Regions from separate parts of the Mus musculus genome. Here region 2 is linked to region 1. The links are chromatin loops, found by intact Hi-C in ENCODE. Cell type or tissue: heart. All regions are shown on one strand. Each heading gives the region's core, and the rest is flanking DNA. Links, peaks and the distances in the headings are about the cores only.

What was found. A loop is a pair of places that touch in the nucleus more often than their neighbours do. Peaks named below come from ENCODE experiments on the same cell type or tissue, not always from the same donor. Only the 100,000 strongest peaks of a DNase experiment are listed, where the experiment ranks them.
Region 2: a loop joins it to region 1, with 2.0 times the contacts of the local background. A loop is called at or near these places in 2 of 42 quality-filtered maps.

The regions. Positions count from the first base shown.
Region 1 is chr1:126,822,340-126,839,029 of GRCm38, forward strand. It overlaps Nckap5 (NCK-associated protein 5), which reads right to left and starts at 8,293. Exons shown (of 17, transcript NM_001081756.1): 1 at 7,978-8,293. In heart, for the core only: no CTCF peak of the experiment used is centred there; a DNase peak (open chromatin) is centred at 8,472; H3K4me3 peaks cover 1,477 bases; H3K27ac peaks cover 1,042 bases; H3K27me3 peaks cover 1,277 bases.
Region 2 is chr1:126,653,411-126,670,100 of GRCm38, forward strand. All of the region lies in intron 2 of Nckap5 (NCK-associated protein 5), which reads right to left. Among named protein-coding and RNA genes, the nearest start is that of Nckap5, 170 kb to the right of the region's middle. In heart, for the core only: no CTCF peak of the experiment used is centred there; a DNase peak (open chromatin) is centred at 7,251.

The sequences.
Region 1 (16,690 bases), core at 4,122-12,121:
TAGAACCCGACTTACAGACTCACACATTCTTTGCCAGTATCAGCAGGGTCATCGGGGTTCACCAGAGGCCTGTTCGGCTACTTCAGCCCACATGATTGGGCTGCACCTTGATATGGTATGAAGTAGATTAAGGCAGTAGATTAACGTCACTAGGCTGGAAACTAAAGGGGAAGTCTCAGGTGACTGGCCAACATCCGGAACAATAAATTAAAGGTTGTGTTAAACTAGAGGTTAAGAGCTTAGACTCTGGCATTTGGGAGGTCACAGGATTAAATCTAACTCCACTGCATACTTAGAAAAGCTATCTGACCAGGTAGAATCTCTACTTCCTTTTTCTAAATGCCAATTCTTACTCTCTCTATGATCTTGTGTAGATTAAATAGGACAGCTCATATATATGGCATGTAGTGTAATGCAGGGCTTATGATAAGGCCCCCCAAAACTGATGACGTCACCTAGCATCGTGAGTAGCCTATCCATGAGCAGTGATGAACTTGACTTAGGTGGATAGACTTAAACTTTGAAGGCCAAGGCACATTTCCCAGATGAGCATAGTAGGTATAAGAGCAATTCCTACCAGAGACCTTTCTCAGGCTGAATGGTACATATAAATCCTTTTGAGTGTAATCTTTTATAAAGTATAGGTCACTGAGGAGCATGCTAGTCACCAATGCATGCCTCCACGGTTACAGAGTCCACCATGCATTCCCTGGCTTCTTGTATAAGATGTGAACAAGACCAGCCCTCCAGCATTCCATCATCACCATAGATGGGGTAGGGGCTAATGAGGCCTTCCTCCCTGTGGAGGTATAAGCTGTTAACAGTTGCTGGGGAAGGGCAGTCATATTCCACAGTAGTGTAGCCACTAGCAAATACCCTTTTCAAGTAAATAAGCCCTAAATGACCCCATGGTCATCAAGCCACCTCTAATTAATTGTGTAGGGTCACATACAGAAGATGTGAAAATGGAAGGGGGACTTGCGAAGAGTGGGAGACTTACTAGGAGAGGAAATGGAGGAGAAGAGGGATAATGGAGGGACTTAGAACATTCTACATGTATGTGAAATTTTGCAAGGGGTAATAAAAGAAAATAAATCCAGTATGAATGGACTCACATGTCAGACACTGACGTGAGCTCTGCCCTGGGGTGGTGAAGGAGTGGCAGGTGTCCCTTCCCTAATAGGGACAGCCTCCCAGCAGGGGAGGAGACAGGGAAGGCCACAGAAACTCCATCCTAATGCAGAGGCTAAAAGAAATTAAGATGTTAGGGTTGAGGTTATTTACTTATTTATTTATTTACTTATTTATTTTTATTGTTAGGATTTTTTTGAAGGGGGTGCTTTTTGCTCCTGATGGCTGTTTTCTTGAGGCAGGGTCTTGCTATGTAGCCCAAGCTGCAATTGTCTGGGTCATGTTCTTACTTTCTATTGAACTCTGAGACTCCAGGATGCTGCTCTCCCACAAGTTAATGATAGTGAGGCAGGTGTTGCCTGACTCTTTGTAGACTAAGTTTTATAGTGACACTCATTTTATCCAGGAGACCCAACAGCAACCTTAGAGGGTCAGAAGGCAGACTCCACGAAGTCATGCAGCCTTCTGCTGGCTCTGACAAAACAGCAGAGGGAAATAACTTGCAAAGAAAAGTTTATTTATCTGAAGCTCTGGAGAGAGGGAAGAGTAGGGAGAGATGGAGAGAAAGAAGTGAGAGAAGGGCAAAGGAGAAAAGAGGCAAAAGAATAAGAAGATGGGGAGGAGCAGGAGGAGGGGGAGGGAGAGGAGCAGTAGAAGAAGCAAGAGGGGGAGGAGGGAGAAGGGGGAGAAAGGAGGAGGGAGGAGAAGTATGAGGCAGAGGAGCAGGAGGAGAAGAAAGAGGAAGAGGATGGAGGAGAAACAGGAGGAGGGGGTAGGAGAGGGAGAAGCAGGAAGGGAGGAGGGAGGAGAAGCATGAGGTGGAGGAGGAGGGGGAGGAGCAGGGAGAGGAGCAGGTGGGGGGAGCAGGAAGGGGAGGAGGCAGAAGCAGTGCAGAGAGAAGAGTAAAAAGGGACAAAGAAAGGAGAGAAGGGGAGAAAAAGGGAGGAAAGATTGAGAGCAAGAGAGCAAGAGGAGGGTAGGAGAAAACAGAAGAAAAGAGAGGGGGAGAGAGGGAAAGTGGGAGGGAAGAAATGGAGAGAAGAGGGAAAGAGTGGGTAGAGACAGGAAGGGGAGAGAAACATTGGGATATGTCACCAGTACCTTCAGAATGTCCTAGAAAGCCTCACCTCTCACTGGCCCCATCCTCCTCTGCTGACAGCACTTTGCAGGTGAGACCTTCAATCCAATGAACCTCATAGAGCCTCTTTACACAGTACCAAGATCACAGACTGCGCTCTGGCTGCTCAGCCTCTCACTCAGCAAGAGCTCCTCAACAGAAGCGTTTCTCTTAGTGGGAGAGAAGAAAGCAAAGGCAGAGTGGCCCCAGAGCTGGCCATGTGGCATCCCTGGTCCCAACCCAGACACACTGGGAGATTCTATCACCCTGTTCCCAGGCCTTCCCTTGGAGGTCTGCCCAGTGCCTGGCTCTTTCTGTGAGACTTCATATGCCACCTAAAACCAGTTAGAAAATCTTTCCTTCTACTTAAACCAGCCCAAAGGGATCATGGTGTCCATTACTGAGTCAGACTGAAACAGAGAAATGTGGACCAGAGAGATAAGGAAGTACCAAAGGGAGTGCTAACAAGGGGAGTATTGATAGGAACAACAACAGGGAGGAGAGCTGACGGGAGGGAGGGCCAACGACCTGGCTCAGTGGATTGAGGTGCTTGCTGCCAAATCTGACAACCTGAGTTCGATTCCCAGGAAAGAATCAATTCTCACATATTGTCCTCTGACCTCCACATATCTGCCCCAGCACAAGTGATTCCTCATAATACACACATACAAAATAAGTAAGTGTTAAAAGGAATAACTGTGAGATAAGAGAAAAATTTGAGATGAAGTGGCCAAAAGGCTTAATTGATGCTATGAGTGTGTGTATATGTCCATATATGTGTAAGTGGGTGTGTACTTGTGTGTATGTATTTATACTTGTGTGTATACATGTATATGTATGTGTGTTTGTGGGACTAGCTGCTTGTGGAGACCAGAGCATAGCCTTGGCTGTTATTAATAAGATGCCATCCACCCTGTACTTGGAAACAGGGTTTTCCACTGCCCTGGAACTCAGCAAGCAGGCTATGCTGACAGGTTAGTGAACCCCAGGGATTCTCCTGTTTCCAGACCCCCAGAACTGGAATAATAAGTCGTGCCTTTACTTCCAGCTTTTGTTGTTGTTTTCTGTGTTGGTTTGGGAATTTGAACTCAGGTCCTTGTTATTGCAAGGAACTCACTTAAGTGACTGAGAAATTGCCCCACCCCTGAGAAGTCAACTTTGACAGAGATATGGAGGAAAAGAAGACTCCCATAAAGAAGCCTCCGGGAAGACCAAACATCACTGGCTAAGGCTCCAAAGGGAATCTGTTCCTTGGTGTACAGCAGAACACGACTTGGGACAGTGACAGCAGAACCTTGAGCAGAGCACAGAGTGGTTCAAAGTTGTCACACAGACTCATGCCACTCTCTACACAACTTCCTGTTGACTACTAGATCAGTGCAAAAACTAAGAATGAATATTCCCAGACTGGGAAGACAGCTCACAGGTTAAAGCGCTCGCCTCCCAAGTGTGAGGACATGAGTTCTGATCCCTAAAACCAACCTACCTTCCTTCCTTTCTTCCTTTCCTTCCTTCCTTCCTTTTTTTCTTTTTTCTTTTTTTTGGGGGGGGGGCGGTTGAGACTGGGTTTCTTTGTGTAGCCCTGGCTATCCTGCAACTCACTCTGTAGACCAGGCTGGCCTCAAACTCAGAACTCCACCTGCCTCTGCCTCCCAAGTGCTGGCATCAAAGGTGTGTGCCACCACTGTCTGGCATTTAAAATATTTCTGTTGCTGGATTAAAATAATCCACCAGAAAACAAGTTAGGGAAGGAAGTCTCAAAGTTCCAGGGGGGAATTCAGTCTGTCAAGCCTGGGTAGGCATGAAGGCAGGAGCTAAGGTTTGCCTGACAGGAGGCAGAGATCAAATTTCATCCACACGCAGGAAGCAAAGTGAGCAGGAAGTGGGGCCAGGCTATAAGACTTCCATGCCCGCCTCCCCAGTGATGTATTTTCTCCAGCAGCCTCTACCTCCTAGAGGCTCCATAACCTTTGCAAACAGCTTCACCAGCTGAGACCAAGGATTCAAACTAGTGAGTCTATAGGGAAGATTTCATTTTCAAACCACAGCACTGTGTAAAATGCCAGGTGCTATGACAGGAAAAACATCGGAAACATTAGTAACAATAAGACAGGGGACAGAGGTAGGCAGATCCCTGGAAGTTTTCTGTAATGACCAAGTTCCAGGCCAGTGAGAGACTCTGTCTCAAAATTGAAAAGGTAGAAGATGTCTGAGGAACAACATTCAACATTCAGTACCTGGATCCCCTCGCATGTGCACTGTACATGCATGCACTCGTACACTCACACATACATGGACACACGGAGAGAAAGAGGAAGAGGAAGAGGAAGAGGAAGAGATGGAGGAAGAGAGGAAGAGAGAGCAAACTCATTGATTTTACAGAACCACAATATTGAAGCAATATTTGAATCACATTGTATAAAAAATGACCCACCCCTACACATCACAGAATGGAAATTCAAAACAAGACGTATTCTAGCCTACAGGTAGCTCAAGAAGCATGATTCTCTATGCCTAGCCTCTCTGACTTTCCCTGCAAGTAGTATTCTCAGATCTGTGTGACCACAGTGACTCAACTCTGCTGGAACAGCTCAGAGGCAGCCACAGACAATAAGTCAACAAACAGGTGTGGCTGTCTTCCAATAAAACTTTATCCACACAAAAACACAGTGGGCAGGTTTTCGCCTGATTTGTAGCTTGTCAATTCCTGTGCTAAGCTGAGAGAAGGAGGCTGGACTTTGCTTAAAGGCAATCAAACCACCTGCCTGATCAAAGCTCTATCTTTCTCTTTATCCTCCTCGCCACTGTTCAAGGATATTAGTAAAACCTTCGTGTCTTGGTCCCTTCTTCAGAAAGGTGGTTGGAGCTCCTTCCAGCTCCCAGCCATGGCTCTCACATAACAATGCTGGCAGAAGTCCCTGCCCATAGAGAATATGTATCTGTAGAATGCTCATCCATAAATAGGACGTCTATATATCACTCTCTACTCAAAGGCTCATGGACCATCTAAGAAGAAGGATTAAAAAGACTGTCAAAGCCAAAGGTTGGGAAGGGCCAGACCGGAGTTGTCTTCTGGGCATGACAGAACTGCTGTACTCATCAATTTAAAACCACCTTGTTTACCTGCACAAGAGCTGTACAAGATCAAGGTAACCAAGACTCCAGCATGGAGGGATGAAGGACTTGAGTGGCAGATAATGGCTTTTGGGAGAGGGGGAAGACTTGGCATGTCTCTCTCTCTCTCTCTCTCTCTCTCTCTCTCTCTCTGTGTGTGTGTGTGTGTATGTGCATGTGTGTATATGTGTGTGCATGTGCCTATGTGTGTATGTGTGAATGTGTGATGTTGCTGTTGAAAGTGTGGCCCCTGGTAAGCCGGTGTGCACCAGTGGACATCCCCACTTGCATGAGTCTATGGGTAATTCAAACTGAATCTGCTAGCTCACTTTTTAAAAAAGAAAAAGAGCTGGGGGCTAGAGCAGTGGCCCAGTGACTTAGAACACTAGTAGCTAAGAACTCACTTTTGTAGATGGCCCAGATTCTATTCCCAGCACCCACAACGATCCAACTCCAGTTCCAGGGGATCTGAAGCCTTCTTCTGACCTCTGTTGGCCCTGGCATATATGTGGTGCACATACTACATGCAGACAAAACAGGGTTATATACATAAAAATAAATAGAATCTCTTTTTCTAAAGTGGGTGTGAGCCGGGTAGTGGTGGTGCACACCTTTAATCCAAGCACTCGGGGGCAGAGGGAGCAGAGGCAGGCAGATCTCTAAGTCCAAGGCCAGCCTTGTCTATAGAGTGAGTTCCCGGATAACAGAGAAACCGTGTCAAAAAAAAAAAAAAAAAGATATGTGTTTTTGGGAGGAGAGACAGGGCATAAGGGTGAATCTGAAAGGATCCTAAGAGAGGGAGCAGGGGTTCACTCTATGCCTGTATGGGGTACTCAATAAATAATACAAGTATTATTTTTTTAAAAAAAAGATGTACCTGCATATGGAATATATGTCTAAAGTCAGAGTCTCCCAGGAATATATGGCTTTCTCCCCACCTTCCAGGAACCAGCATGGTACCCCTCATTCTGCTCTGGTGAGTAACTCAGAGTCTGGAGAAGCCATTCACTCTCAGGGACCTGCCAACTGAGCCGTAGATTACCTTACCATTCTATTGCCCAAGGTCTTTCTTCCCATGATTCAACACAAAGTTGCATTTGGGTCCATATGGACTTCTGTGTGTGTTTGTTGGGGGTGGAGGGTGGAATCATTGTATGGGACAGGCACAGGTCACACGAAGCCGTGTTTTCCCTCCAAGTTCTGGCACTGCCACAGGCAGGGAAAGTATCTGTGTTCACGAATGTCTCCATTCACCTCTATCATAAACAGAGCTCTATGTGTACATATAGCAAAGTCACTGCCTGCCCACAGGAAACCCAGAGTCCTTTGTTCATGAGAGGATGGACTCTCTCCACTGGGTCCATTCAATGGGTAGAGAGCTGAGTCAGGTTTTTCCCTGAAACTTCTTCTATTCAGTATTTCCTTCATTGACTTTCGCCACTCTTAATGGGTAAAACTTTGCTGTTGCAAGATCCCTTAAAATACCCCTCCTGGGGCCAACCGCTGTTTATCTTGGCAGCAGGTAGCTCCAAAAAATTTGGAAAGTCTCTACTTGGCATGGGCTCTGAGCTACTGGCACGTTAGAGATTAATAAAGCACATTTAGCAGCGCTCAGGTCTCTGCAACACAATCCCTCACCGTGAAACGTGCGAGATTCTTTGTTCACGGCGAACAAAGTCAAAGCCAGAATGAGCCAACCATGACAACCAGAGATAGGAAACAGTCAAGATCCTTGAACATCTTTCATCTGGCAACTGGTGGGTAGGAATTGATGCCCAGTGCTCAATTATACATCTGCTTGGTGTTCTCAGCTGTATGAACTGGGCAGGAGCTTGGGACCCCTGAGCTGGGAGCTGACTGAACAGCAGCGCCAAGATATCAGGGCTGTACCTGTTTCCTTGAAGCCCAAGAAAAGCTTGAACTGAAAGCCCGTGAAGGAACAACTCCAGAAGCAGAAAAAAGAATCAAGATTTACCAAGACATTTCCAAACATTTTGGCTTTTCTTTAGGAAAGCAAAATGCTTAGGTTTGTTTGGATATTAGCGAGGGAGGGAGGGAGGGAGGGAGGGAGGGAGGGAGGGAGGGAGGGAGGGAGGGAGGGAGGGGGAGAGAGAGAGAGAGAGAGAGAGAGAGAGAGAGAGAGAGAGAGAGAGAGAGAGAGAGAGAGAGAGAGAGAGAGAACCAAGTAAACTTTGCTCGATTGTACAGGTGTGGCGCTGGTACCACAGGAAGGAGACAACAGCGACAAGAAATGGGAACTAAAACTCAAACAGGCATTAGACAGCAATTACAGGTTCCGAGGAGGAAGCAATTCACTGTGAAACCCCACACACCTGGATTCTCGCAAAGCAAGCACCGGAAGAAAATAGCAGGGAGCCACACGCGCAAAGGCACCATGGTGAGTGCCAACGCAGCCTGCACGTGCTGAGCGATGCCTGGATGTATTTACACTGAGTGGCTCCTCCTCGGAGTCCTCCAGAAAAATCACGCAGACCTGCAAATCAGAAGTCCAGACCACTGCACTGCTCCTGCTGAGCACAGTAACCTTAATTCTCCACATCAAAGTCCACACGCAGTGGGACAAAAAGCGAAGCAAAGAAAAGTTCTATCCTTACCTAAAAGGCATAGCAGACAGGCCAGCTGGTTGCTCCGCCACCGTTAGCCTGCTCCGGGGTTCTGTCTCATTCCATCCAAAGTCCTAGTGCTACCCAGGAGGGCTCCTGGGGGGTTCTCGGATCTTCCTGTAGGAGTTTTTGATCACTGGCTTGCTTAACAAACACGCCTGTGTTCTGCGGGCGTTTGAATGCAGTACCACACCGGGCACCGAGCCAACACTCAGCTTCCACAGGCAACAAGAGAGAGGAAAAACTCACACCCTCCCAAGCAGGCTTCCCTCCTTGGTGTCTTTTAAGGTGGGGATCCAGGTGTCATCTCTGGTTGGAGGGTAGCGTGAGAGGTAGCTAGCTCCCTTTTCTGACTTCTCCGCTGCCTCGTGGGAGCCCCAAAGTTTGTTTTTCTATCTCACTGCCCCGAAGTTCTCCTCGTGATCGGGATCGCCCGGCTTGCCTTTCCACCAGCTGCACTTTAAATGTATTTTAATTGGCTGGAATGTCGAAAGAATCTATTTGGCAGTCGTTTACATGGGACGCACGCCCAGGGCAGCTGAAAAGAGGCCCCAGAAGCGGACGATTACTTCATCAAAAGCGGCAGTTTGAATAGCACTGACTCCTACTGAACTACAAGGAACGGAGTTCTATAGCCAAGATGGAATAATTAATAATTTGTGGAGAAAATTCTTCATTCATCTAAAAAAAGCCAAAACGAAGGGGGCGGGAATCCCTGCAGGTAGGGGAGTACTTTCTGAAAGGGGTGACTTATTACGGCCCCTGTTCTGCTCTCTACAAACATTGATTTTGTACAGCCTTACAGGAGGGACATATGCATAATTTGGTTTTCCTGAAAAGCTAAATCAAGTAATTTTCACTTTCAAAGAGCCCCTGAGATGCATAGCACTTTTCCACCCTCATTCATTAGCCAGAACCCACACTAGATATTTTCCCGAGTGAAAGACAGTTATTCAAGTTCTTTCTTTCTTGGTGACCTCTCAGCTAGATCCAGCTTCAAATAAATTCTCCGTGAATCCAAATAGATAATCATCAGCGCACAGTGTTTATAAGCCTGATTAGAATTTAAAATATTACAAGTGAAGAAGAGTCTAGGAGATCGCTTGGATGGGTCAGACCATTTGCTAGGCAAGCAATAGGACCTGGGTTCAAATCCTTAGAAGACACATAAAAAGCCGTGTGTGGTTCTGTACACCTCTAATCTCAGTAGGAGGGTAGCTGGGGCTTGCTGGCTGCCCCATGTCACGAGATGAAAGCAGAAAGAGGTACAGGAGAGCTCCCAGCTTCCTTCTCTGGCCTCTGCATATATATATGCATATATATATGGGCATGCATATACTCACACAAGTGCGAGTGTGAACTCTCTCTCACATATACATACAAAAAATGTTACTCAAAAAAATGATAGCTTAGGCAGATTATGACATTAAACAGTAGATAACAAACACTTATGCATAAATGTCTCAAAAAATAGAATAACAAAGCAAACCATAAGTCAGATAAAACAAGAGATAAATGGAAGAGCCTTCACATTTTTTCTAGACTGCTGATTTTCCAGGAGGCTGATTTATTGGTATATCTCAAGTGGGCTTACAGATTAAAAAATCCCAGGCTTTCTGGGTTGCCCTAATGACCTCCCTCCTTCAGAGCACCTGCCTTTAGTGGGGTACCTAGAACGAGGCAAGCACCCCAAGTATTCTTCTCCAATGGAAAATGTGAGCCAGGAAACACTGACACATACATTCATTACTCTGCCTTTCCTTCATGTTAATAAAACTGTCTGTGGTTCTCAACAAGACGGAACATGAGGAAGGGTGATGTATGTGTGCATCGTTCAGGACGATTTGTTGAACTGCTCAGAGGCAAAACCCAGCACACGGGGAAGTTAAAGAGAAGGCTGAAAGAGAGGACTGGGCCAGCCTCATGGATATGCAATCTTCATAGCCCTGTAGAGCCCTGTTCCCTGCAAGGGCTTGTGTGTGTGTTAATGTGCTCTCTTTTAACATCATTCTTATATCACATTTATTTGTTCATATTGTGTGTACACGTAGAGGTCGGAAGACAACTTGAGGATGCCAGTTCCCTCCTCCCACTGTGTGGGTCCCAGGATCAGATTCATCAGGCTCGGCAAGGGCTTTTACCTGATGACCCGTCTCCCAGGCTCTTCTCCTGTCATTCTTGTCTCCTTAACTGAACAAGGGGCCCTGTGATTTCACTTTGCTTTGGGACTGGAAGACAGGCAGCAACACCTGAGAGAAACAGTAGCCATCTATGAGGTTAAACACAGGATTGCTATTTTAAAACATAGGGAAGAGCCAACAACATCGTGCATGACAAGTGCTTACCATACCTTTGCCTTACTCAATGCATTGCTGCTAGGTGGGCAGAGGTCTAAGATGGAGAATGCCACCCCATCCCCGCAGTCATTGGTAAGATGGTGATCTATGTGTTGTATGCAGTTTACCCTGGTGGGATGCATCACTGCACTGCATCTGGTAGGTTCGGAGAGTCTTTGTCCCCATACAGTCAGCTCCCACTTAGTTATTCTATGGGCAGAAAGATCCACTGCATAACTAGCCACCTTCTTTTTCCAAATTAACTTAAAGTTAACTGTGGTTAACTTTGCCAAACCCAAACACACCACTGGCCCACCACTGTGAATTCCAATAACTCTCAAGCTCTTCAGAGAGCAGGAACCCCTGGAGTGCTCTCCAAGACCTGAAGCCTGGGTGGTAGCCTTCCTTGGCTTATCAGAAGGCATACAGAAAGCCTTATCTCTGTAAGAGAGGGCTTGCTCTCTGATGTCAAGCACTTCCCGTCTCTGCTATCTTGAGTCTCTTACCTGGACTTGTAAATGTTTGGTCTCAGTGTTTAATAAGCAAATAGATCAGCATTCCAGAAAGAGAATTTTAGAGATTAACTGATTCTATTATTTTTTAAAGGACATTTGAAGCAAGAAAATAATCATACACAGGCACATACACGCATGTGTACACACACACAAGGGACATGCACATATACATTCACTCACAGAATTGAGTTTGTATGCGTATGCTTTCTTTTGCTATGCATGTTCCTACTTTGTGTCTCTTTGTGTACACGTTCAGTTGTACATGCATGTTGTGTGCATGTAGAGGCCAAAGGTCAACATGAGTCATTTCCTCAGTTGCTCTCAGCCTTAATTTTTGAAACAGGATCTCGGCGGCGTCACTGAACGTAGGACTCACAGACTCTGTTAGACTGGTTGACCAGTGTGGTGGTTTAAATATGAAATGGTGTGCTTTGGTTTGGAGATCTGAACACTTGGTCCTCAGTTGCTGATACTGTTTCAGGAAATTTGGGAGATACAGCCTGGCAGGAGGAAGTATGTCACTGGGGTTAGAGGAAGTGGAAGAAGGAGTATGGAAATGATGTAAATACACTACTTATGTAAGAAATTCTCAAAAACCTAACAAATTAACCAGAACACAGATGATTGTTCTAGATGCTACTTGGGTTACCTCTTTGCAACCATCACACAATGCTGTGGAGAAACAGTATTTATCCTTCTTTTGCAGATTTATAAGATAAAGATCTGCCCGAACTATTCACATTGTCACTCCCAGGACTTGGCAGGGCAGAGATTTAAACTCTACTCCCGATATTTTCTTTCCTACAACTACCCACCTGTCAAAAACAAGTCAAGGAACAGAAAACAATTGGCTCCTTAGGAGAGCCTCTTTAGCCCCAAAATTTAGTGCTGATGTAGGTCAGTGACTCTGGGCAAAGACAAGAGATTGGTCTGGGAGACTCTGGAAGTGAGAGGAAAGATGAAGGGGAAGATAGGAGAGATGTGGGTTGGGGGAAGGAAGGAAAGAGAGGGAGGAAAGGGAGAGGGAAGGAGATAAGGGAGGGAAAGGGAAAGGAGAGGGGGAGGGAAGGAAGAGGTAGGGAGAGAAGAAGGAAGGGGAGAGTGACAAGAAGAGTGACTTTGGATGTTCCTTGCATTCAGAAATGGTGTTTTAAAGCCCCCATATCTAAAAGAAGTGTTTCAGAAGACTAGGGGGAAAGTAGCAGCCCACCAATGTGTTGGAAAGCCAAAGAAAATTCACCACATTTACATATGTGCTACAGCTGCTGTCTTCAAATACAGTCTTATCATTTCCATGGTATCTTGACCTTTGGAGACTTCATCAAAATCCCAGTGACAAAATGATTAGTGCACAGCTTTGGAATTTGTTCTTGCTAAGCACACTTCCTGATCATTGTCACAGGCAATCATGATGAGACCTTACATGCTCCAAAACTATATCTTTGCATTGCTTAGACACAAGTCAACAGAGTTTTCAGGAGACAAGCCACACAAGGTGTCTTTTCTGGGATGGGCTTTGGTCCAAGACCTGAGATGGATTCGCTCTTTGAAAGCACGGTGATTACCAAGATTTTAAAGATGGAAGAATGGGGACACAGAGCTTGGACTTGCCTTCTAGCTTCCAAACACTGCTCTCCTGTCACTCACAGCAGCCCACTGTCCTGAGTTTTGGGATAAACCACTGAGGAGAAGCTCAGCTCTGGCTTGGCTCACCTTCTTACCTCCTTGATTGTTCAGTATTTTCTCCAGTGGTCAGGAGTGTTTTCTTTTCTCGAAACACAGGTCTGCAAGAGGCCAAGTTTGATAGAGGTATTTTAAAAGTTTTTCTTGGCTTATTTGGGGGTGGGGGTGGGGATTTTGTCTTACAACTCAAGAAGATGTTTTGCTAAAACATCTTCCTAGTTTCATTGTTACTGTGATTTAACGCTCTGACCAAAAGCAACTTAGGGGAGTTGCTTATGTTTCTAGGTCATAGTCCATTGAAGGAAGTCAAGAGAGGAACTTGAAGGTAGGTCTGCTATTCCACACAGCATTGTCTCTGGCCAAGGAACTCAATGAAGTGCGGCTGAAAGAATGCTGCCTAAAAGCTGGCTTTCACAGTACAACAGCCTTGATGGCATGGAGGAGCTGGATCCAAGAGCATGAGATCAGGAGAGCTGATCCCGCCCCTGCAACATTGGGTGAGCTTGCCTGGGCAGTGTTAGAGAGCTGGTCTTAGTGGTGTGGGTACAAAAGAGTTGGTGGGCTGACTAACTCACCTACCACCAAGGCCTAGATCCAGGGCTTTGAGTTGGCTCACCCCAACATCTACCCCAGGTATGAACTGCTATAATACATGAAGAGGCCAGTCCTATACAACTAAAGCTGCAAGATCTCCATGACACAGGGCAACAACAGGGTATTAAAGAGGAGTTCTGCTGAGAATCCAGTATTGGTAGTGTAGCAGAGAAGTCTCAGTGCATTGTTACACCTTCTCAGGCAGAGTCTTTAGGAAGAGCTTCAGGGTTTGGCTCTTCTTCCTGTTAATTCCCTTAATCCAGGGATGGTGGGGGAAGAGGAGAGGAATTACCACAAGTACAGGGTATGCACTGCGGGGTGTCCTCACAGTTTACCACCTCAGCACTACTGATACAGTGGTAATCCTTTGCTTCTCTGAGTAGACATCCAGCTGTCAATGCAAAGCAGACAGTGCCTTTAGGTGTAGTTAACTGTAAAGAAGTGTACCATCTTTCTGCTGTAAGCGGTTCTCTTGGACAGAATGGAAGGGTGCGTCACTGCCCCCCAAAGAGAACATATATGGTAGAGATAAAGTTTTGGGTTATTAATCAAACTGAAAGGATGTCTTGAGAGAAACTCAGGCCAAAAAATCCCTCTTTTCTGTGTTGCTTCCTCTTCCACAGGTAACGAACTCTAGGACTATCCCAGACCCACAGGCTAGTATTTTGTGGAGGACTAACAAGCTTGGAAAATAGCTAAATAATGTTAGGCAACACAAGTGTATAAAAACCCATAATTCCAAGACAGTGTGTATATTCATATATATGTATGTGTGTACATCTATTGCATAATACTGCATATATATTGCATAATACATACACATGCATATATATGTTCCTATGTGTACATATTCTCACATGTACATTCTCTTGTGTGCATATTTGTTGGTATGTGGGTTTGTGAACGTGTTTTTATGATTATGTGCTTATATAAGTGAATGTGTGTAGAGACCAGAGCACAAGCTTGGTTTCCTTTAATCAACAGCTCTCCACTTTTGCTTTTTTGAGATACAGAGCCTCTCACTGGCTTGGAGATCCTTAATTAAACTAGAATGTTGCCTAGTGAACCACAGGATTCTGTCTGCTTCTGTTTCCTCAGGGCTGGAATTCTAAACATGACTTTTTACATGGGTTCTAAAGACTGAACTCAGGTCGTCATGCTTGCACAAGTCCTCTCCTGAGTTAGCCACCCTGAAGCCCTCCCCCCAATTCCCTACTTCCTAAGGTTATTTCTCTCTCTCTTTCTCCCCCCCCTCCACCAGGACAAATTCTGTCTTGAACTTGTTCACACACAAAGAAAAGTAAAAGTCTAAAGAAATAAACAAAACCAACAAGATAAAACTGCCAAAATGAAACAAAAACCCACAAGGGGGTTGCAGGGGTCCTGCTTGTAAGGAACGTGGTGTTTGTTTTGTGTTGACCAGCTACTTCTGGGCATGGGGCCTGTTCTGGAGTGTGGTTGATACACGCAGTGACTCTGCTTTGGAGAAAGATGATTTTCTCTTTGCCAGCAGGTGTCAATTGCAAATAGCTTTCTGGTCAAGAGTGAGAGGGACCCTGTGTCCACTTCCCCCTCTCTGTGCTGGACCATGTCTGTCTTGAACTTGTGCAAGTTCTGTGCATGCTGCCAATCTCTGTGAGTTTAAATGTGCCTCAGTCCTGTTGTGCCTGGAAGGCATTTTTTCCTTGGGGGGGGGGGTCATCCACCACTTCTGGTTTTTATAATCCTTCTGTCTCCTCTTCACATAATCGGGGTGGGTAGGGGGGAGTCGGGGAGGGAACATGGGGATAACACTGACGTAGACTGAGTGCTCCAAAGTCTCTCACTCTCTGCACATTGATCTCTGAACTTGATCCCCAGAACTCATGTACGAAGCCTGGGCACGGTAGCATGAATTGTAATCTCAGCACTGGGGAGGTGAAGACAGGAGGATCCCTGAGATTGTTGGTAATTCCCAGGGCCTAGTGAAAGACTCTTATCTCAAAGACTAAGAGGACAGCTATTGAGGAATGATACCTGAGGCTGATCTCTGGCCTCCATGCAGGAACCTTCACACACAAGCATACACCCTCAAATCTCTCCACACACACATCGTAGGTGGCACCATTTCAATGTTGGGGGAGGGGGCATTTGAACAAGGGGTGAGTGAATCCCAACTCTGCCTGAAAGAAATGAGGAAACAGTCAGCCATTAACAAGCCAGTGTGAGAGACTTTTAACACAGTAATGATTAAATATAATCATAGGACGATGAATTATCTTTTCCAAAAAAAATATAACTATTTATCCAAAGCAGGAGAAACAAGCACAGTTTTATATTAATATCAATGGTTGTACTTAAAAACCTTACTCTTCCACAGCCCTCATGGAGAAAGGGCCTTTCCATCACCTCCCCCATTATTCATTTTTCAATATCCGTCTTCCCTCTTATCTACTTTTGTTCCTTTTAATAACATTTCAGGGAAAGGCACTTAGGGAGAACAGACCATGGAACTTCACAGAGGAAAGAAGAAAGGAAGGAAGAAGGAAGCAAGGAAAGCTGAAATCAAGCCCAGACAGACAAGAGCTGTTTTGAATGTGTTCCTGGATGGTATATGTACATATGTGGCAGAGTATGTAAAATATGTGAGAGTGCCCTCCAAGGCAAGAGGACATTGGATCCCCAGTGATCCTCTGGTTTTAGGGTGTTGGGAGCCCTGGGTCTTGTGGAAGAGCAGTAAGTGCTCTTAACCACTGAATCATCTCTCCAGCGTGAATTTTTAAATTCTCTCTAGAGTGAATTTTTAACCATGTAAGTATGGGAATTTAAGGAAACAGATATTTCAGAGCCAGTACAGTGATCTGGGGAAGATGAACAATGAATTATTCATTGGTTATGTATCAGTTTTGTCAAAACAACAAGCAAAAGCAAAACAAACAAACAACAACAAAAACCAATGAACCAACCAACCAACCAAACAAACAAAACAACTGACCTGAACAGGTTCAAGAAGAACATATTGTCATAGCAGAAAACAAAGATTTGACAGGATGGGTGGGACATTCGGTGCAGGGACAACAAAAGACACAAATGCTCACAAAAAACAAATCAATCAACGGAGAACTGATGGGAAAGGCTCTTGCTTCAAAGCCTAGGGTCACACCAGTGAGTGGTCATTATAGGACATCACTTGAGGGTTAGGTCCTTTTTCTTCATCAGAGCTTTGGAAGAAACCTTTTCGATGGAAATGTCCTCAGGAATGACCACCAAGAAAATTACAAAGGACTTTGGTCAATGTTGCAGAGTGCTCCCAATTAATCTGTGGAGAAATTATGCCCCCTTAGGAAAAGAAAATAAAATTGTATCCATTTAGAAAACATGAAAGACTCGAGCTCTGAGATATAGCAGATGGGGTGGCAGGGTTCTGTTTAAACCAACACAGTTGGCCCCAGCTCTTTCTAATTCCCAGGTCAGCACACGTGGTCTTTGAGGCTGCCTTCATTGTGCTTCCCTATCCTTCATAGTGTAGGCACACTACACAAACAAGCACACACACTCTACCCACAGCATGATAGGTACTGCTGTGGTGTGTGTGTG
Region 2 (16,690 bases), core at 3,230-11,229, 170 kb before region 1:
GGGGCCCAGCAATTTCACTTAGGTTCTATGTTTCAGAGGCAAATGACTTTACCCGTTGAGCTACTTGCCATCACTGACTTTTTAAACAATCCTTATTTTTTAAAATCCTTATTTTTTAACAATAGAATGTATAGATTTTTTAAAATGTTCCTCTAATTCTGTTGAGAAAGAGGGGAGAGAGAGACAGAGAGAAAGAAAGAAAAGGGTATAGTAGCCAAGTATATAATAAGTAGTTCACAAAATATGCATGATTCTTTGTAAGATTTTAATTTAACCTACGTTATTGAACTATAAGTTCTTTAAACACATTTCGTCTATTGGATTAGAAGGAAAGTACTACACACACACACACACACACACAGAGAGAGAGAGAGAGAGAGAGAGAGAGAGAGAGAGAGAGAGAGAGGCACACATGATGGGTACGGTTAAATGGCTGGACACTCAAATACCTGGCAACATTATCAAATGTGTCCCGAAAAGTAAACAATATGGCAGACCCCTGTCGTCGAGCAGAAGAAATTCTCAGTGCTCCTGATAATGTCCACCTGCCGAGATAAAGTGCCCAGATCCATCCCATACCACCCTGGTAACTGCCTGGGCATCTTTGAACCTTGCCTAGACTTTCACCTACCACCTTGGTAAGACTATTAACTTCCGTTGTTTTTCTTTAGAAGCTACTGGGATAGCAGAGGACTTCTCAGAGGAGTAACTTCCAGGTAAGAAGCTAAAGAATGGGTAAAGAGTCTTTTATCCATGAAATCATGTCCACCTCTCTATTACAGCTCATGTATCCATCTATTTGCTTGATAACTAACACAGTCTTTCTCTTTCTCTTTCTTGTTTTCTCCTTTCTCCCCCTGTCCTTCCCCCAGTCTCCCCCCATACAACAGTATCTAATGGGGCACAGACTAATCTTGGCCTCACCATGTAGCCTATGAGGATGTTAATCCTCCTGCCTTCCTCCCTTTCTGTTGGGATTACCAGCATGAGCCATTACACTCACAGCTTTATCTCACATTTTTCTTCCTTTTCTCTCTCTCTCCCCATCCTCCATATTTCCATAAGCTACCTATCTATGAAGTGGTTTTATGTATATATATACATACATACAAAATACATACATACATATATATATGTGTATATATACATATGTATATATATATCCTAAAAATGACTGCTTTTCTAAATTCAATATCCTAAATTCATCAAGAAAAATCAATGTAACTCTAGGACATTATCTGATCCTGGTTAATTCTAAATCTGTTATCTTTTCTTGTCTTGATTTCACCAGATGAGGGAGTCTAGCTCATTAGTTAATATCCCATATAAATAATGCTAAAGAATTACTCAGACAAACTTGAGACTTGGCTCCCATCATGCACTGAACAGGAGCACTCTGAGTCTATCTGACCAGAAGCCAAACAGGTCATAAAAACAAACTAGGCAACTTGAAAATGAGTCCAAGCTTCCCTCTCCCTCACTGGGTGTGTTTTACACGCTCTGGGTTTACAAAACAAGTTTTTAGAACTTTGCTAATTCTTCATAGAAAAAAAATAGGTTTTCTGGTTTTTTTTTTTTTTGCAAGGATGAACAGAGGAAGGGAGGGGTGTGTGTGTGTGTGTGTGTGTGTGTGTGTGTGTGTGTGTGTATAAACTGGAGGACAACCTTAGGTATCATTGCTCAGTTGCCATTCTCCTGAGACAGCATTTCTCCCTGGCCTGGAACTTTTCACAAGAGGGGCAGTGAGCATCAGGAAGGCACATGCCCTGTGTCATCACATCCCCAGCACTGAGTTTATACATGCACACTAGTGTACCCACCAGCACTGAGTTTATACATGCACACTAGTGTACCCACCAGCACATGAGTTCTGAGGAGTGATCTCATGTCCCCATGCTTGCAAAGCAAGTTTTCTCTCTCTCTTTCTCTCTCTCTCTCTCTCTCTCTCTCTCTCTCTCTCTCTCTCTCTCTCTCTCTCTCATCCTGAACCAAGTTTATCAAGTTTATGTTTCAACAGCAGTCTCAAAAGTAGGACTTGGAGGGCTGGAGAACTGGGTGAGAGGTTAGAGCACATACTGACTACACATGCAGAGGACCTGAGTTTGTGTGTGTCTCAGTACCCACATCAGGCTACTTACAACAACCTACAACTCAAGCTCCAAGAGATCTGACCCCAGTAGGCAGCTGCACTCAACTGTGCACACATCCATACTGACACACACATACTCATATGCACAGGCACATGCACACACACACACACACACACACACACACACACCTAAAACATAAAGAAATAAAAAAAGATAGCACCAGCTCTTTGGAGAGACCTTGAGATTTTCTAGACTGGCTTCCAGAGCAGGGTGACAATCAGAACTGAAAAAAGACTCCAGGATGCCACTCCAAACCTACTGAACCAGAAACTTGTGAACCAAGTTTCTCCAGTGACTTTGTAATCAGCTCAGCTTGAAAACCCATGGCTAATGTCTGGATAATGTCCTTTGATGCTTTAGCAGTTAACATTCTGGGCCAATGGTTATAACGTTGTCCTATTAATCTCCTTTGGCGTTGTCTTACAAAAGAAGATCACCGGTAGGAAATAATTGAACCCATTATTTTGTCTGAGTTCTTCATTTTCAAAACTAATGTAGTTATTCCTTTTTGAGAAAGAAGCCATGGCTAGCCTAGAACTGAATATATAAATGAACATGACCTTGAACTTATGATCCTCCTGTATATACCTGATAAGACCTACGTACTAAAGCCCTGAGTACTACTAGTGCCTATATATAGTGCTGGGTATGGAATCTGGGTCTTAACATGCGCTAGGCAAATGCTCTACCAACTTAGCTCTGTCCTCAGCCCTGAAAAAGCCCTTTGGCAAGCTTAAGTGGGAACCTGGGCTCTGTGGATGCTGTATTTCTGGAGGGCTTCCTACCAGAGTAGCACCACTCACAAAGCATACAGGCAAAGCCTAGAGGAAGACAGGATGCTATTTCCATTCTGGCTGAGTCTCCAGAATTGAGTCAGAGAGCTGGAAAGGACTAAGTAATGACCATCTGGCCCAGTCCCTGTCTCCATGTGGTTGTGATTTATTTCTAGAATTTCAAAGCAGAGAGAGTGCACTGTGGGGTTTGTATCTCCCAGTGGTGAGTAAATTCTTCCATGGGGACACCTGGTGCTGCTCTCAATACAACATGCCCAGATTCTCAATGAATAACGAGGATGTTCCTCCGGGTTGTCAACTTGACAGAACTCGAACCATCTGAAAGCTTAGACTGAGGAATTGCCTAAGGGGTCAGACTGGCCTGTGGGCATGTCTGTGGGGGTGGGGGGGGGACCTATAAGCTTGTAAATTTACACAAGAGGAGCCAGCTTACTTTGGGTGGTACCATTCCCTGTCAGATGATCCCTGGACTGTGTAAGAAGCTAGCTCATCATGACCCTGTAAGCTAGCTAGCAAACAGCCTTTCTCCATGGTTTATGCTTGAGATTCCTGCCCTGACTTCCATCAATGGTAGACTGTGACCTAGAAGTAGGAGCCTAAGAAATCTTTCCTTCTCTGAAGTGCTTCTGCTCAGAGTGTCTTATCAGAGCAACAGAGTAAAACTAGAATAAGGCTTGTGTTTGTGTTTGCTTTATCTGCCCCTCTCTGATGAGTTCCCTAGAATCCAAAGGCTTAAAACATGAAAAGTCATTCACAGGAATGTAGGCAACATAGCAGTGGATACGCCACTGAGGAAAGCTTTTCTGTCTTACTTCCCCAGAAACCATTGACTGCACATTAGAACCTGTCAGAGGAGTGGGGCCTCAGAAGCCCGGATGAATTCAAGGGGGCATGGTGCCATAGTAAAGTCACCAATGACAGTGTATAGCATCAGGCTAGTCATTGATTGGGCCTTGAATTCATGTTCTTCAAACTGAAGGAGTCGTCCCCTCACAACTTAATGTACATCGAGTTCATACTTTATCTGTCCCTCAGCAAAGTCCCTCAATGTCCTGTTAGTTACTGGGTTAAAGTCTGTGAAGAAAAATTAAAATACATATGTCACCTGGGCTGCTGAGGCCCCATCCCTCTGCAAGGTTCTCTATGCAATTAAAGGCTTCTAGGGGAGTAAGGCAGAACCATGTTCCTAGGTGGCGTATTCAATGTTAAAGCGCCCACATGTCTGTAAATAACATCTTACCCATTCTCTTCTAAGCAAACCTAATGACACTGAAAAGCCTCAAAGAATAATCTAAGAGATCAAGAAAGATTCCCAATATCAACCATTGGCCCTCATTCACAAGCTCCTACACACTTGCAAATATACTCTCTTCCTCTCCCCCCCTCCTCCCCTCCCCTCCCCCTCCCCTTCTCTCTCTTTCTCACACACACAAACAAACACAAACACCAGGAACATAAATATAAACACAAAAAGAAGCAAAGAGAAGGGCAAAGAAGATCTTGCATTCCTAGGGAAATTAGGCAATGAACAAACAGATGCTATGATGTAATTCCTCTGATAGCATTCCCGTGGTACAAAGATGCTGAGATGTGTGTGAAGGTTCCATTTAGACTATGCTCTTTCTCCTACAGAATTAACATCGGGCTCTCTATTCACTCAGACATGGAAAGGCAGATGGCTCCTGTGTTCTAAGAGATTCTCCAATTGGACTTGATTTACCCATTAGAATTGAGTTGACCTATCTCTGTAGATCTGGGCAGCTTTGAGGTGACATGTTAATGAGGAAGAGTCAACATTAGCTTGCAAAGATGAATAACTATCTTCCAAAGAAACCAGTAGGTTTTCTTAGACTTCAGAGTCTAAGAAAATGCTAATGTAAGCACTCTCCTTCAGTTAGAAACTGATGACAAGGTCAAAGTAACAAATTTAAGTTGTAGTTAGACATAGTAGGCTCACACTTTAAAAAAAAAAAATTAGGTGTGAAGGGGACAGCGAAATGTCTCAGTCATTAGAACACTTGTGGTGAAGTGTGAGGACCAGGTTGGTTTAATCCCCCAAACCAGCCCTTTATAGAAAGCCCAGTGGACATGCTTGTAATACCAAATACCAGTGCTGAGGGGATGGAGACAGGAGCATCTTTGGGGTTGACTGGCTAAACGGTCAGCCAGCCAAATCAACGGCTTCCAGGACATAGTGAGAGAGCTTGTCTCAAAATACAAGGCGAAAGGCATTCTGAAAACAGCACCCAAAGTTAACGTCTGAGTTCCACACACAAAGGAACACATAGACAAGTATACTCGGTTGCACACACACATATGCACAACACATGTACATGCACACATTTTATGGCTAGAAAATGTGCAAGTAGCTTATCCCTTCTCTAAGCACACAGTGATTGCAATCGAATAGTTATAGAGGTGGTCTATATCCCATCTGCCAACGTGCTGAATAATTTGTGGTAGGGAAAGGCATCAGACCAGTATTAGGATCCGTCATTAACGTACTATGACTTCATGCTGGGTCAGCATTTATACGTGCCCAGGATGTGGGCCAGTGAGATGACTCAGTAGGTAGAGGCGCTCATTGCCAAGCCTAGTGATCTAAGCTTAATCTCTGGAAGCCACATAGTGGGAGGACGGCACTGACGTCTGTATGCGATCCACTGACCTCCACTCAAGTGCTGTGACATATGTGGGCATGTACACACATGTACATGTATACATATAGGCACCTGCGTTCACACATGTAAACACACACGAATACAAGCACATTACATACACACACACACAAAAACACAAATGAGAGAGAAAGAGAAAAACAGAGAAACATGGAGGGAGAGACAGAGATGAGAGAGAGAGAGAAAGACAGAGAGAGAGACAGAGAGACAGAAGAGAAGAGAAAGACAGACGGACAGACAGACTGACAAGCTTTCTAGGATGTCCGTAGGTCATTTGTTGTATACGACACACCCAATAGCTCCAAGACAGGTCGGATAAAGTATAAGATCATGTGTCTATCTCAGGCTAAAGGCTCTGAGTGAATCCCTCTCTATCATGCAGGTACGTATGTGCCCATACAGTCATGTTCATCCCATAGGTTTGCATCTTTACTAAAAAGGCTGATTTTTTTCAGTGATATAAGCACCGTAGTGAGGATGTCCACAAAGAATAGAGCATACAGAAGAGAGTGAGCCACGGTCAGTGTCTCTATTGTATGAAAGTCACAGGCCTTTTTCAGAGAAATGCATCACCAGTGGCACAAATTCAGAAATACAAAGATATATTCATATAGTGGATACCTGTTTTCTATGCTGTTGGGTAAGACAGTTCAACCCTTTGCCAAATTTCACTTGAATCTTTTATTATTATTCTTCCAGTCAACAATATCACCATCATCATTTTTATTTCTTGGAGAGGAAATGTCAAAACTCAATGCTGGGAAGCCCGTCCTGCAGAGGCGGTAAACCTCCATTCCACCTCCGGAGAGATGCCTTTGACACTCTCTCCAAAGGTTCCCTGCAGTTTAAAGTAAAAATGTTCTTCAACACACAGTATGACTCGTTCAGAAGACACAAAAGGGTCAGGGCTACAAACCTAAAGAGAGCTTACATGACAGTTCACTGGGTAGAATGCCTATCTTGCAAGAACAAGGATCTGAGTTCAATCCCCAGAACCCGTGGGAAAAAATGTCAAGTGGAGTGATGAGCATGTGAACCCCCAGCCTTGAGGAGGCTGAGAGGAGGATCCCTGGGGCCCCCCGCCAGCCAGCATAGCCTATCAGCAAGTCCCAGGGCAAGACAAAAAACACAACAAACAAACAAAAGCCAAATAAGGAATGAGAGCAAGGTTGACCTCTGGCCTTTACATTCATGCACACACATATGCGCAAACATCTACATGCACACACATACATGCACATACATATGTGCACCAGCAACTGCACAGAGGCACATATATCAATGATAGAACTGGGTTTCATCAGATGAGCTGTGCTCAGTGGCAGATCAGAAATGCCGACTCCCTGACGGGGTGAGAAGTGAAGTTTTTACAATGTCATTTCCCCTCAGCAGTTATGAAAAGGGCAAGATACTGGTGTAATGCAAGAGGCTTGGGCATTATGAGAAGTCCCTTACTGTTTCTGTTCCCATAAAAACAATTAGTCATCCATTCATAAGAATCACTGATGGACACCAGTTCACTCAATGGGTCACTGTGTTTCCGGCAATTCCGTATTCCCACCCTTTTTTTTTTTTTCCATAAGGGCTGTCATTGGCTGGGACCCTCTGGGGAGCTGAGCCCTTGAAGAAACCATGACAACAACTTTAGTGAATTATGCCTTGGAAAACACAGCCAGTGGGGAGGAGGGAAAGGCAAGTGCCCCAGCCCTGCATCTTTGAAAGCATGCTTTAAAAATAGCCATGGGGGCACTTTCCTGTTTGTCAGACTCAGTAGCAGCTGTCCATAGCCCACATTGCTTTCATAACCCTGCCTGTCCACAAAGAAAATACAAACCCCAGATAGCTATAGAAATGGGCATTATTCAACACTCATGTGCCTTCAGAAATAGCTCAGGAAGCCATCAGAGACACAGTGAGAGGGAAGACGGGAAAACCTTAGGAGGACCAGAAAGGGAAGAGAAGAGGTATTTTTAAACAATGAGGAATTTGTAGTAATAAGGCAGCAAAAAAGGTCAGGATTTGAAAAGGCTGTCACTGAGAAATGGGTCAATCTTAAAACTCAAAGGTTCCCATAGACCTCACCAGGCTCCAAAGGACAGCACCAATCCAGTGGTCACACAGATTACCCTATTTACATGACAGGGGTCAGAAAACAAAAACAAAGTCATGATTCTGAGAAAGGGACTAGGGTGGAAGCCACCAGGGAATGGAGGGAGATAGGAGGATGAGGCTGGAGAATAATCAGAATGCATTGTTACATGTATGAAGCTGTCAAGGAACAGACTTAACTAATAATTCAAAACTAGACTTAACAGACAAGGCTTTCACTGGCTCTAGCCATGTCTTAGCCGTGTTTTCCTAAGCATACTTAACCTTGTCACAACCTCCTCCGGGAGGCCATGGAGGACATGGGCTAGCTAGTCTCTAGAATTCTGTTCTAACAAAGTTCTGTTGCATGACAGTGTAAAGAACATGGGTCCAGGCGGTGGGCAGTTGGGAGGACCATAGATTTACCCTGCAGTCACCTAAGGACCATTCACCTGGAGAAAGGAGTGGAACAGCTTGAAGTTGAGCCTATCACTATGACAGCAAACTTCATAGATCCCTCTTCACCCACCAATCACTAGGCAAGTAGGCGGGACTTCTGGGTTGGACAGGGGAAGAGAGGAAGCAGGAGAGAGTTAGGGGCCTTTTGGAGGGGATAGCGAGAGGGCAATATGTAGCTACTAGTGTCTCCTGGCTTATATGGCAGATCTGCCAGGATTCACCGCCAGAGGATTTAGATTTAATAAGGCTCACAAGATTCGGATTCTAGTTGTTGCACCCAGGGATTGAGCTACCATTGTTTCTGAACTAAGTTTGTTTGGCATTTTCGTTCAAGCAGTGGTGATGTGCACCAAAAAGGCCATTGGGGTTTTGAAGCATATGACTGACATGGTAGCAACAGGACAGTGAGAACTTCGTGACCTGGGTGGAGAGATTTTGGAGCTCTGAGTCAAAGAGTCTCCACAAGATAAGAAATGGCTGGCAAGACTGCCAAAGCTGAGAGCAGCTGGGTGCACCTTGGAAACTCGCCATTCTTTTTAATATTTCTTACAACAAGAAGGTGCCAGGAAGCCATATGATCCACTTCTCAGAGGCAAGGTGCAGGCAGGCAAAGAGCTCAGTTAGTGAAGTCAGACACACTGTACTGCATGAACAAATAAATACATGAACAGACTATCCATAGCAGGGAAGGCTCTTTAGTTCGGTGATCTTGTTTAGTTTCTTCTTAGCACAAAACAATGGCCAGCATACTGCCTTAAGTATAATTCTGATTCATAGTTATAGAGATTAGGGCCCACCACCATAAGGAAAGAGCCCCAGGTTTTATGAAACAGAAAAGGATGTCAATCCTCATCAGACATGTTCTCATCAATTGGCCATCCCCTTTTCAATCAACAGGTCACTGCAGAGGTCACCTCTAGAGCTGAGTAATCGGCTCCACGGTCTGACTCTCAACTACCTCTACATCTTGTGATGCAAGGGTGACCTCTCTGTCCTTTATGCACCTCTTTAAAACAGACACACTGTACTCCTAACTCTGCTAAGTACTAGGTTTGTAAGATTAAGTTAGGGTTTTAATATTCCTCTAAACTAAAAGTAGTCATTATTCATTTCCAGAAGCAGAGAGAAAATGGAATTATGGCTATCAAATCTTGTTATCCAAACATATGACCAAAGTAAGCACTCAATAAATATATTATCTATTATTATTTTTCAGTTATTTTCATATCATACTTTCATAAAGTATGTTATCTGTATAACTTGGTATAACAAATGTGGTTTGTGTTGTTCCCAGGTCATTTAAAATAATGAATCACCTTACAATTTTTGATGAAAAAGACAACCTCACCTCAACCCTTCTAGCATGAACTGGCCAAATAGCCACTGGTCAGTCACTTCCTAGACAGTGAAGATGGGCTTCAGTAGCCTATGTGCTACTCCTGGAACCTTAAACAGCTTAAGTCATGGTAGAGTTTGGGCAGATAACTGGCCACTGAGAAAAGTTGCCCTGTGGCATCAGAACAAGGGAGAAAAGGGGGAGGGGTAAGTCTCTAGGGAATTGGAGGCTACAAACAGTTTTCTGAGAATTGCTACCAACTCCAGGTCTATCCTTTGCTTAGCCTCAGACTCCATTCTGGATTAGTGACAACCGTGTTCTATATACTGCCAGCACATGCTTGGGTTCTCTGACCACACAGCACTGAAGCTATATTGCCGATGGAACTGCCAAGCTCTTGACTGCTGAGGATTGTACGTAATTCTGGGGCCAAACATCAACACAAGCTCACAGGTCTTCCATGAAGAGTTACCAAAGGATTATCTTTTGCACGGCCACCATATCCTGAGCACTGGGGCCACAGGAACAATGAAGGTTACAGTATTCTGACTTTGGTGGAGTTTTTAGTTTAAAAGATGGAAGAAATGCATGAACAAATAAATACATGAACAGACTATCCATAGCAGGGAAGGCTCTTTAGATCGGTGATCTTGTTTAGTTTCTTCTTAGCACAAAACAATGGCCAGCATACTTCCTTAAGTATAATTCTGATTCATAGTTATAGAGATTAGGGCCCACCACCATAAGGAAAGAGCCCCAGGTTTTATTTTTTTTTTTTTTTTTTTATTTTTTTATTAGGTATTTAGCTCATTTACATTTCCAATGCTATACCAAAAGTCCCCCTTACCCACCCACCCCCACTCTCCTACCCTCCCACTCCCCCCCTTTGGCCCTGGCGTTCCCCTGTACCGGGGCACACAAAGTCTGCGTGTCCAATGGGCCTCTCTTTCCAGTGATGGCCGACTAGGCCATCTTTTGATACATATGCAGCTAGAGTCAAGAGCTCAGGGGTACTGGTTAGTTCATAATGTTGTTCCACCTATAGGGTTGAAGATCCCTTTAGCTCCTTGGGTACTTTCTCTAGCTCCTCCATTGGGAGCCCTGTGATCCATCCATTAGCTGACTGTGAGCATCCACTTCTGTGTTTGCTAGGCCCCGGCATAGTCTCACAAGAGACAGCTACATCTGGGTCCTTTCAGTAAAATCTTGCTAGTGTATGCAATGGTGTCAGCATTTGGAAGCTGATTATGGGGTGGATCCCTGGATATGGCAGTCTCTACATGGTCCATCCTTTCATCTCAGCTCCATACTTTGTTTCTGTAACTCCTTCCATGGGTGTTTTGTTCCCACTTCTAAGGAGGGGCATAGTGTCCACACTTCAGTCTTCATTTTTCTTGAGTTTCATGTGTTTAGGAAATTGTATCTTATATCGTGGGTATCCTAGGTTTTGGGCTAGTATCCACTTATCAGTGAGTACATATTGTGTGAGTTCCTTTGTGATTGTGTTACCTCACTCAGGATGATGCTCTCCAGGTCCATCCATTTGGCTAGGAATTTCATAAATTCATTCTTTTTAATAGCTGAGTAGTACTCCATTGTGTAGATGTACCACATTTTCTGTATCCATTCCTCTGTTGAGGGGCATCTGGGTTCTTTCCAGTTTCTGGCTATTATAAATAAGGCTGCTATGAACATAGTGGAGCATGTGTCCTTCTTACCAGTTGGGGCTTCTTCTGGATATATGCCCAGGAGAGGTATTGCTGGATCCTCCGGTAGTACTATGTCCAATTTTCTGAGGAACCGCCAGACTGATTTCCAGAGTGGTTGTACAAGCCTGCAATCCCACCAACAATGGAGGAGTGTTCCTCTTTCTCCACATCCTCGCCAGCATCTGCTGTCACCTGAATTTTTGATCTTAGCCATTCTCACTGGTGTGAGGTGGAATCTCAGGGTTGTTTTGATTTGCATTTCCCTGATGATTAAGGATGTTGAACATTTTTTCAGGTGCTTCTCTGCCATTCGGTATTCCTCAGGTGAGAATTCTTTGTTCAGTTCTGAGCCCCATTTTTTAAGGGGGTTATTTGATTTTCTGAGGTCCACCTTCTTGAGTTCTTTATATATGTTGGATATTAGTCCCCTATCTGATTTAGGATAGGTAAAGATCCTTTCCCAGTCTGTTGGTGGTCTTTTTGTCTTATAGACAGTGTCTTTTGCCTTGCAGAAACTTTGGAGTTTCATTAGGTCCCATTTGTCAATTCTCGATCTTACAGCACAAGCCATTGCTGTTCTGTTCAGGAATTTTTCCCCTGTGCCCATATCTTCAAGGCTTTTCCCCACTTTCTCCTCTATAAGTTTCAGTGTCTCTGGTTTTATGTGAAGTTCCTTGATCCACTTAGATTTGACCTTAGTACAAGGAGATAAGTATGGATCGATTCGCATTCTTCTACATGATAACAACCAGTTGTGCCAGCACCAATTGTTGAAAATGCTGTCTTTCTTCCACTGGATGGTTTTGGCTCCCTTGTCGAAGATCAAGTGACCATAGGTGTGTGGGTTCATTTCTGGGTCTTCAATTCTATTCCATTGGTCCACTTGTCTGTCTCTATACCAGTACCATGCAGTTTTTATCACAATTGCTCTGTAGTAAAGCTTTAGGTCAGGCATGGTGATTCCACCAGAGGTTCTTTTATCCTTGAGAAGAGTTTTTGCTATCCTCGGTTTTTTGTTATTCCAGATGAATTTGCAAATTGCTCCTTCTAATTCGTTGAAGAATTGAGTTGGAATTTTAATGGGGATTGCATTGAATCTGTAGATTGCTTTTGGCAAGATAGCCATTTTTACAATGTTGGTCCTGCCAATCCATGAGCATGGGAGATCTTTCCATCTTCTGAGATCTTCTTTAATTTCTTTCTTCAGGGACTTGAAGTTTTTATCATACAGATCTTTCACTTCCTTCGTTAGAGTCACGCCGAGATATTTTATATTATTTGTGGCTATTGAGAAGGGTGTTGTTTCCCTAATTTCTTTCTCAGCCTGTTTATTCTTTGTGTAGAGAAAGGCCATTGACTTGTTTGAGTTAATTTTATATCCAGCTACTTCACCGAAGCTGTTTATGAGGTTTAGGAGTTCTCTGTTGGAATTTTTAGGGTCACTTATATATACTATCATATCATCTGCAAAAAGTGATATTTTGACTTCCTCTTTTCCAATTTGTATCCCCTTGATCTCCTTTTGTTGTCGAATTGCTCTGGCTAATACTTCAAGTACTATGTTGAAAAGGTAGGGAGAAAGTGGGCAGCCTTGTCTAGTCCCTGATTTTAGTGGGATTGCTTCCAGCTTCTCTCCATTTACTTTGATGTTGGCTACTGGTTTGCTGTAGATTGCTTTTATCATGTTTAGGTATTGGCCTTGAATTCCTGATCTTTCCAGAACTTTTATCATGAATGGGTGTTGGATCTTGTCAAATGCTTTTTCTGCATCTAACGAGATGATCATGTGGTTTTTGTCTTTGAGTTTGTTTATATAATGGATTACATTGATGGATTTTCGTATATTAAACCATCCCTGCATCCCTGGAATAAAACCTACTTGGTCAGGATGGATGATTGCTTTAATGTGTTCTTGGATTCGGTTAGCGAGAATTTTATTAAGAATTTTTGCATCGATGTTCATAAGAGAAATTGGTCTGAAGTTCTCTATCTTTGTTGGATCTTTCTGTGGTTTAGGTATCAGAGTAATAGTGGCTTCATAAAATGAGTTGGGTAGAATACCTTCTACTTCTATCTTGTGAAAAAGTTTGTGCAGAACTGGAGTTAGATCTTCTTTGAAGGTCTGATAGAACTCTGCACTAAACCCGTCTGGTCCTGGGCTTTTTTTGGCTGGGAGACTATTAATAACTGCTTCTATTTCTTTAGGGGATATGGGACTGTTTAGAAGGTCAACTTGATCCTGATTCAACTTTGGTACCTGGTATCTGTCCAGAAATTTGTCCATTTCGTCCAGGTTTTCCAGTTTTGTTGAGTATAGCCTTTTGTAGAAGGATCTGATGGTGTTTTGGATTTCTTCAGGATCTGTTGTTATGTCTCCCTTTTCATTTCTGATTTTGTTAATTAGGATTTTGTCCCTGTGCCCTTTAGTGAGTCTAGCTAAGGGTTTATCTATCTTGTTGATTTTCTCAAAGAACCAACTCCTCGTTTGGTTAATTCTTTGAATAGTTCTTCTTGTTTCCACTTGGTTGATTTCACCCCTGAGTTTGATTATTTCCTGCCGTCTACTCCTCTTGGGTGAATTTGCTTCCTTTTTTTCTAGAGCTTTTAGATGTGTTGTCAAGCTGCTAGTATGTGCTCTCTCCCGTTTTTTCTTGAAGGCACTCATAGCTATGAGTTTCCCTCTTAGAAATGCTTTCATTGTGTCCCAAAGGTTTGGGTACGTTGTGGCTTCATTTTCATTAAACTCTAAAAAGTCTTTAATTTCTTTCTTTATTCCTTCCTTGACCAAGGTATCATTGAGAAGAGTGTTGTTCAGTTTCCATGTGAATGTTGGCTTTCTGTTATTTATTTTGTTATTGAAGATCAGCCTTAGTGCATGGTGATCTGATAGGATACATGGGACAATTTCAATATTTTTGAATCTGTTGAGGCCTGATTTGTGACCTATTATGTGGTCAATTTTGGAGAAGGTACCATGAGGTGCTGAGAAGAAGGTATATCCTTTTGTTTTAGGGTAAAATGTTCTGTAGATATCTGTCAGATCCATTTGTTTCATCACTTCTGTTAGTTTCAGTGTGTCCCTGTTTAGTTTCTGTTTCCATGATCTGTCCATTGGTGAAAGTGGTGTGTTGAAGTCTCCCACTATTATTGTGTGAGGCGCAATGTGTGCTTTGAGCTTTACTAAAGTTTCTTTAGTGAATGTGGCTGCTCTTGTATTTGGAGCATAGATATTCAGAATTGAGAGTTCCTCTTGGAGGATTTTACCTTTGATGAGAATGAAGTGTCCCTCCTTGTCTTTTTTGATGACTTTGGGTTGGAAGTCAATCTTATCAGATATTAGGATGGCTACTCCTGCTTGTTTCTTCATACCATTTGCTTGGAAAATTGTTTTCCAGCCTTTCATTCTGAGGTAGTGTCTATCTTTTTCTCTGAGATGAGTTTCCTGTAAGCAGCAAAATGTTGGGTCTTGTTTGTGTAGCCAGTTTGTTAGTCTATGTCTTTTTATTGGCGAGTTGAGACCATTGATGTTAAGAGATATTAAGGAAAAGTAATTGTTGCTTCCTGTTATTTTAGTTGTTAAAGGTGGCATTCTGTTCTTGTGGCTGTCTTCTTTTAGGTTTGTTGAGGGATTACCTTCTTGTTTTTTCTAGGGCGTTGTTCCCGTTCTTGTATTGGTTTTTTTCTGTTATTATCCTTTGAAGGGCTGGATTCGTGGAGAGATAATGCGTGAATTTGGTTTTGTCGTGGAATACTTTGGTTTCTTCCTCTATGATAATTGAGAGTTTGGCTGGGTATAGTAGCCTGGGCTGCAGTTTGTGTTCTCTTAGTGTCTGTATAACATCTGTCCAGGCTCTTCTGGCTTTCATAGTCTCTGGTGAAAAATCTGGTGTAATTCTGATAGGCTTGCCTTTATATGTTACTTGACCTTTTTCCCTTACTGCTTTTAGTATTCTATCTTTATTTAGTGCATTTGATGTTCTGATTATTATGTGTCGGGAGGAATTTCTTTTCTGGTCCAGTCTATTTGGAGTTCTGTAGGCTTCTTGTATGTTCATATGCATCTCATTCTTTAGATTTGGGAAGTTTTCTTCAATAATTTTGTTGAAGATGTTTGCTGGACCTTTGAGTTGAAAATCTTCATTCTCATCCACTCCTATTATCCGTACGTTTGGTCTTCTTATTGTGTCCTGGATTTCCTGGATATTTTGAGTTAGGATCTTTTTGCATTTTCCATTTTCTTTGATTGTTGTGCCGATGTTCTCTATGGAATCTTCTGCACCTGAGATTCTCTCTTCCATCTCTTGTATTCTGTTGCTGATGCTCAAATCTATGGTTCCAGATTTCTTTCCTAGGGTTTCTATCTCTAGTGTTGCCTCGCTTTGAGTTTTCTTTATTGTGTCTACTTCCCTTTTTAGGTCTAGTATGGTTTTGTTCATTTCCATCACCTGTTTGTATGTTTTTTCCTCTTTTTCTGTAAGGACTTCTACCTGTTTGATTGTGTTTTCCTGTTTTTCTTTAAGGACTTGTAACTCTTTAGCAGTGTTCTCCTGTATTTCTTTAAGTGATTTATTAAAGTCCTTCTTGATGTCCTCTACCATCATCATGAGATATGCTTTTAAATCTAGGTCTAGGTTCTCAGGTGTGTTGGGGTTCCCTGGACTGGGCGAAGTGGGTGTGCTGGGTTCTGGTGATGGTGAGTGGTCTTGGTTCCTGTTAGTAAGATTCCTCCGTTTACCTTTCGCCATCTGGTAATCTCTGGAGTTAGTAGTTATAGTTGACTCTGTTTAGAGATTGTTCTTCTGGTGATTCTGTTACCGTCTATCAGCAGACCTGGGAGACAGATTCTCTCCTCTGAGTTTCAGTGCTCAGAGCACTCTCTGCTGGCAAGCTCTCTTACAGGGAAGGTGCGCAGATATCTTGTATTTGGACCTCCTCCTGGCCGAAGAAGAAGGCCCAAAACAGGACCTTTCTCAGACAGTGTGTTGCTTTGGCAGTTCCCAGGTGGTACAGACTCTCACCTAAGCAGACTAAATTCCTAAGTTCCTTGGAGTCCCGGGACCAAGATGGCGACCGCTGCTGCTGTGGCTTAGGCCGCCTCCCCAGCCGGGTGGGCACCTGTCCTCCGGTCCGGAAGGTGGCCGGCTGTCCCCGGCCCACACAGGGTGCTGCCTCAGCGCCTCTGTGCTTCTGCCTGTTCCAGAAGCTGTCAGGTTCTCTGGCGCACCCTCTCACCTGTTCAGACTAATTTCCTAAGTTCGGCGGGTCTCGGACCAAGATGGCGACCGCTGCTGCTGTGGCTTAGGCCGCCTCCCCAGCCGGGCGGGCACCTGTCCTCCGGTCCGGACGGTGGCTGGCTGTCCCCGGCCCACAAAGGGTGCTGCCTCAGCGCCTCTGTGCTTCCGCCTGTTCCAGAAGCTGTCAGGTTCTCTGACGCACCCTCTCACCTGTTCAGACTAATTTCCTAAGTTCGGCGGGT